Regions from separate parts of the Homo sapiens genome. Here region 1 is linked to region 2. The links are chromatin loops, found by intact Hi-C in ENCODE. Cell type or tissue: B cell. All regions are shown on one strand. Each heading gives the region's core, and the rest is flanking DNA. Links, peaks and the distances in the headings are about the cores only. Region 1 holds the start of EIF2B3 (eukaryotic translation initiation factor 2B subunit gamma). Region 2 holds the start of CCDC163 (CCDC163 homolog).

The links. A loop is a pair of places that touch in the nucleus more often than their neighbours do. Peaks named below come from ENCODE experiments on the same cell type or tissue, not always from the same donor. Only the 100,000 strongest peaks of a DNase experiment are listed, where the experiment ranks them.
Region 1: it touches region 2 in a loop (31-fold over the local background); 4 of 110 quality-filtered maps call a loop at or near these places.

What each region holds. Positions count from the first base shown.
Region 1 is chr1:44,985,604-44,988,505 of GRCh38, reverse strand. EIF2B3 (eukaryotic translation initiation factor 2B subunit gamma) reads left to right here and starts at 1,911. Exons shown (of 12, transcript NM_020365.5): 1 at 1,911-2,013. It also overlaps the pseudogene PPIAP35. RefSeq lists enhancers at 1,568-1,617, 1,328-1,909, 1,868-2,137 and a silencer at 1,688-1,777. In B cell, for the core only: no CTCF peak of the experiment used is centred there; a DNase peak (open chromatin) is centred at 1,845; H3K4me3 peaks cover 1,436 bases; H3K27ac peaks cover 781 bases.
Region 2 is chr1:45,498,605-45,501,506 of GRCh38, reverse strand. CCDC163 (CCDC163 homolog) reads left to right here and starts at 1,434. Exons shown (of 5, transcript NM_001102601.3): 1 at 1,434-1,975; 2 at 2,064-2,162. The coding sequence starts at 1,898. It overlaps MMACHC (metabolism of cobalamin associated C), which reads right to left and starts at 1,207. Exons shown (of 4, transcript NM_015506.3): 1 at 1,094-1,207. The coding sequence starts at 1,174. RefSeq lists enhancers at 1,213-1,412, 962-1,494. In B cell, for the core only: a CTCF peak has its summit at 1,650; DNase peaks (open chromatin) are centred at 1,306 and 2,059; H3K4me3 peaks cover 2,001 bases; H3K27ac peaks cover 1,040 bases.

The sequences.
Region 1 (2,902 bases), core at 296-2,795, 510 kb after region 2:
GCAAGTACACCTGCGGGGAGAAATTTGATGACGAGAGCTTCGTCCTAAAGCATACACATCCTGGCATCTTGTCCATGGCAAATGCTGGACCCAACACAAATGGTTCCCAGTGTTTCATCTGCACTGCCAAGACTGAGTGGCTGGATGGCAATCCTGTGGTCTTTGGCAAGGTGAAAGAAGGCATGAATATTGTGGAGGCCATGGGGCACTTTGGGTCCGAGAATGGCAAGACCAGCAAGAAGATCACCATTGCTGACTGTGGACAACTCTAACAAGTTTGGCTTTTGTTTTATCTTAACCACCAGACCATTCCTTTTGTAGCTCAGAAGAGCACCCCTTCACCCCATTTGCTTGCAGTATTTTTTTTTTTTTTTTTTTTTGAGACGCTGTCTCACCCTGTCGCCCTCTCCCAGGCTGAAGTGCAGTGGCACGATCTCGGCTCACTGCAACCTCCACTTCCCGGGTTCAAGCAATTCTCTTTCCTCAGCCTCCCGAGTAGCTGGGACTACAGGCGCACGCCGCCATGCCTGGCTAATTTTTTCTTTCTTTCTTTCTTTCTTTTTTTTTTTTTTTTTGTATTTTAGTAGAGACGGGGTTTCACCATGTTGCCCAGGCTGATCTTGAACTCCTGAGCTCAGGCAATCTGCCTGCCTCGGCCTCCCAAAGTGCTAGGATTACAGACGTGAGCCACCACGCCCGGCCTGCTCGCAGTATCTTATCTTTGTGCTCTTGCTGCAGTTCCCTTTGGGTTCCATGTTTTCCTTGTTCCTTTCCATGCCTAACTGGATTGCTGAGTTAAGTTTATGATTATGAAATAAAAACTAAATTAAAAAAAAAAAACAGGGTCTCACTCTGTCGTCTAGGCAGGAGGAGTGCAGTGGCCCGATCATAGCTCACTGCAGCCTCGAACTCCTGGGCTCAAGCGATCCTCCCGTTTCAGCCTCCTGAGCAGCTGGGACTACAGGCACACACTACCATGCCCAGCTAATTTTTACTTTTGTAGAGACTGGAGGCTCTCTCGCACAGGCTGGTCTTGAACGCCCGGTTTCAAGCAATCCTCCCACCTCGGCTTCCCAAATTGCGGAGATTACAGGCATGAGCCACCATGCCCAGCCGCCCCCAGTTTTGATGGCTAAAGTTAACGTGAGTGGCCCTGTTACAAATAGGAAGTCCCGGGCCGGGCGCGGTGGCTCACGCCTGTAATCCCAGCACTTTGGGAGGCCGAGGCGGGCGGATCACGAGGTCAGGAGATCGAGACCATCCTGGCTAACACAGTGAAACCCCCGTCTCTACTAAAAATACAAAAAAATTAGCCGGGCATGGTGGCAGGCGCCTGTAGTCCCAGCTCCTCGGGAGGCTGAGGGAGGAAAATGGCGTGAACCCGGGAGGCCGAGCTTGCAGTGAGCCGAGATCGCGCCACTGCACTCCAGCCTGGGCGACGCAGAGCGAGACTCCGTCTCAAAAAAAACAAAAAACAAACAACAACAACAACAACAACAAAAACAAATAGGAAGTCCTGGCAACCCCTGCAGGGGCATTCGGTGATTTTTTTCACTAGCTAGCCAAAATTGCGGCTCCCAATGAGCTTTCTTTCACCGAATGTACTCGAAGCCAGGTCTTAGACTTACTCCCTGAGGAAAGAGGCTGAGTTGTTCCGTCTGGGTTCCCGGCACCCTGCACTGGGAGGAATACTCAAAAGGCGTTGGTAATGTGTTAATGGACAGAGGGACACACGTGTCGAATGCTCCTCGGTGGCCCCGCCCCCTCCGGCCCGCCTTCCCTCCTCTCCGCTGAGTGTGCTTCCCCTCCGTCATCCATCGCTCGGCGGTCTTCTCTTCTCCATGGGTCTGCTCTGCGCGTTCCATCGAGTTTCTCGGCCATCGCGCGCCTGCGCCATTGGGCTGTCAGTCAGAGGCGGCGTGGAGATCGCTGGGAGCGGTTGCGGCGTGCCGGGAGCTGAGTTATAGCTGTGACTTCTGCCCTGCCAGGCCGCACACAAGCTGGCTGACCCGGGTGAGCAGTGCGGTGGGGCCACTCATCTGAGGGAGGCGGGCATGTCGAACTGGGCCGAGGTGGACCCGAAGGGGTAGGAGAGGGTGCTGAGCCCCGAAGTTGTCAGCTCGACTCCCTGCTCGACCCGGTGTAGCTGTGTCCGAAGTAGAAGGGAGGTTGGGGATGAGAATCCGAGCCAACCACCTTATGCAACAGATGGAGGAACTAAGTTTCTAATCTCAGCTACTCGAGAGTCTGAGGCAGGAGAATCGTTTGAACCCAGGAGGTGGAGGTTGCAGTGAGCCTAATTCGCGCCACTGCACTCCAGCCTGGGCAACATAGTGAGACTCTCCGTTTCAAAAAAAAAAAAAAAAAGAAAAGAAAAGAAAGAAACGAAGTTTCGGGGAGGGTTCTGCTTAAAGTCACAGCGAGTGAGCGAGCACCAGACCGGTACCAGACGCCTTTAGCACTGTGCCTGCACTCTTTCAGCCTCAGCCCTTCATTCATTTGTTCAGCCTGCCTTTAGTTGTTTGGATGCAGGGCAGTGAAATATAGGGAGGAGCAGTGAGGTCTCTGCCTTCAGGCAGCACACGTGGAATGACAGACCAATTCTGATACAGTTTTCTTATCTATTTACAACTGGAAAAGGCATGAGTGCTATGATGCAGGCAAGTCTGAGATGCGGTGAACACCCTCTCCAAAGCTTGGGAGGCAGCGAGACTCGTTGCCATGATTCCCGTCAGCCATAGTCGTGGCAGTGACATGAGCATTTGACAGTCTGCCTGGTAGCATGATTAGTTATGTTCATGATTACTATTCATGCTTCCTAGGTTGCCTTTCTTCACCCAGGGCCTCCTTGAGAGCTGGAACCTCAGTTCCTAGTGACCTGGGTTCTAATGCCCTTATGCAC
Region 2 (2,902 bases), core at 270-2,769:
TATCTTTTCATATATAGCTCAATTCCATTTTTTCTGGCAAGACCAGTCTCAAGCTAGACCCAACCTACTTCTCCCTCTATATCCTCTCCCAGGACTGCTGTGAGCCACTCAGCAGAAGGAATGGGAAGTGGGTAGTCTCTTAAGCATCAGGCAAAGGGCTCAAGCTGAGCTGATTTAGCTTTGTAACTTAACTGCTCAGTGCACAGGGCACTGATGTGGGGAAATGTAACCGTGTAAATGGGGGTCGGGGTGCGGTGCTGAGACTGCTGTGCCAGGCAAGTGTACAAAGTTTCATTACCCAGCCCAGCACTGATGACTGGAAATATCATGAATTATCCTTCTGTTGGTAGAGGGAACAAACCAGCCAATTGTTTGCCTGTTCATCACCAGGAATGCCCTTCCTTCCTCAGCTGACCTAAATGATAGCTATGCAAACCTTCTAGGCTTTGCCCTCTCCTAAATCCTTTAGGAAGTTCCAAGGTGACTTTGCCTCACAGGTCCCTTTCTTCTTGTAAATTATATAGGTGACAATCTGAGCCACACACGCTACAGGTCATATGGTGTCTCCCGTTAACGAATCCGGCATTATATGGTGGCAAAAGGTTAAACATGCGACAACTTTTTTTTTTTTTTTTTTTTTTGACACGGAGTTTCGCTCTTTGTTGCTCAGGCTGGACTGCAATGGCGCAATCTCGGCTCACTGCAACCTCCGTCTCATGGGTTCAAGCAATTGTCCTGCCTCAGCCTCCCGAGTAGCTGGGATTACAGGCATGCACCACCACGCCCGGCTAATTTTATATTTTTAGTAGAGATGGGGTTTCACCATGTTGGCCAGGCTGGTCTCGAACTCCTCACCTCAGGTGATCCGCCCGCCTCGGCCTCCCAAAGTGCTGGGATTACAGGCGTGAGCCACCATGCCCGGCCTCGACCACTACCTTTTTAACCCAAGCCCCCACTGAAACTCTGTCCCTGTTGTCACATGGACACTGGGCTGCAGGAACCCAGGAGGATCAGAGGCTCCCGAGGCCTCACGCCAGTTGCAACGAAGCCAATCATATATTTCGCCCTAGAACAGCAGGAGGGATAAACTAACCTGGAAGGGGTAAACCTCGAAGCCAAAAGGACATAGCGTGTCCTCGATCTTCTGCTTCAGCTCTGCGACTTTCGGCTCCATAGCGCACGTTACACGCTGAGCTTGCTGGGGAATGAAGTCTCAAGGACAATTGGGCCGTTACGTTTTGAGTCAGCTTCGACTCCATTTCCCAGGTAGGAAATGGGTCCAGTAGCGGGACCATATTGCCTATGCGCGATGCATCTTGGGATGCGTAGTTCGTTTCCTCCTTGGAGACAGCCACACGAAATCAGGAAGACTCAGTTTCCCGGCAAGCTACACGGTGGGGGTGTGCATGTACGTGTCTCTTCTAGAGAAAGGTAGTTCCACCGCCTCCATCGCCGGTTGTGTTCGCAAGAGGCGACCTCAGTTTCCCAGGTGGCGCTGCGGCAGCCAGTCCAAAGTCGGACTTTCAAAACCAACCCGAAGTTTTGAACCCGGCGGCGGCAGTTGTCACTGGCACAGGTTTGGCGTGGTGGCGCCAGTGTACTACTTCTGGGGAGGTCTCAACCAGGTTCTGGCACCTTCAATCCCCACCTGATATCTGCGTATCATCACGGTATCCCGCTTTTCCCCCAGTTCCCCAAGAGCGTCCTTCCTTTCCCTAGTCACAGGATCGCAGTTTTGGTCTGATAGTGCATCCACCTACCCCAGTGTTGCATCCCCACTTCCCTCTTTCCATCTAACGTGGTGGCCTTTCCTGGGGATACCTTGGGTATCCCCCGCTAGGAGAGCAAGCACAAGACACCAGGGAGCCAGACCCCTGCCGCTCCCCTGCCACAGGATATGAATACGAGCCTCAGCTGGTTTGAGCAGCTGGATGTGCTTCTCAACGCTACTGATGGAAATGTGGTCCGGAATAAGGTGAGGGGTTGGTGGAGGTCCCCAGTTTGCGTGGGGAGGCTAAGGGACTCTCAGAGTTCATTGGCCTGTGCATCTGTTTCTTTTGTAGCAGTGGCTGTATCCTCTTGGGGTCTCCACAGAGCTCATTGGCCTGTGCATCTGTTTCTTCTGTAGCAGTGGCTGTATCTTCTTGGGGTCTCCACCGCAGGTAAGTAATGTCTCTTTCTACTTCCAAGCCCTTTCTCTTTCTGTGCCTTCCTCCAGTGCCCGTATCATCCATTATTCCTTCCAAATTCCAACTCTGTCCTTTCCTGAACTCTGTTTCCCCACACAGACCCTGCACTTAACCCTTCCTTATTTCCTCAGCCGGGGACCTGGCTGGGACCTGGATTTCCTCTCATCACTTGCCTCTGCAGTCAGGAGTCCAAGCTCAACAGCCTTGGGCTTTAGAGACTCCCATAGTTCCACAAAGGCTGAGCTGCCCTGAGTCCTAGAGCCCATCCTCTCTCTGGGGTGAGGTTGCTATTCTCTGATCCTAATTTCAATGTCAGGCTCAGGTGAGGCTTGGAATCCTTGGTGTGTATATGTGATGTTTGTGTAAGATGAGGATACTAGGGGTCGGGAAAAGCTGTTATACAGTAGTTCATGTGCTTTTTTCTGCCTGGGGAGGTGACAGGCACTAAGGCAGGCAGTGCAGGGCCTGCTAGAAGAGCGAGAGCAGCAGAAGTACCAGATCAGTGTCCTGGAAGGTATCTGGCCAGTTATTTTCTTCATATACACAGCTTCATATGTATGCACACAATTTTGCCACACACCTGTTGTGTGTGCACATGTGTCTTGTTTTGCAAGTAGAGTATCTAGGGTCTTGTGAAACTCTTAGAGAGGATGATCCCTAACTTGTCCCACTACAGCATCACTAAGGTTGCTGCAGGGGGCCCCAAAGGGGAG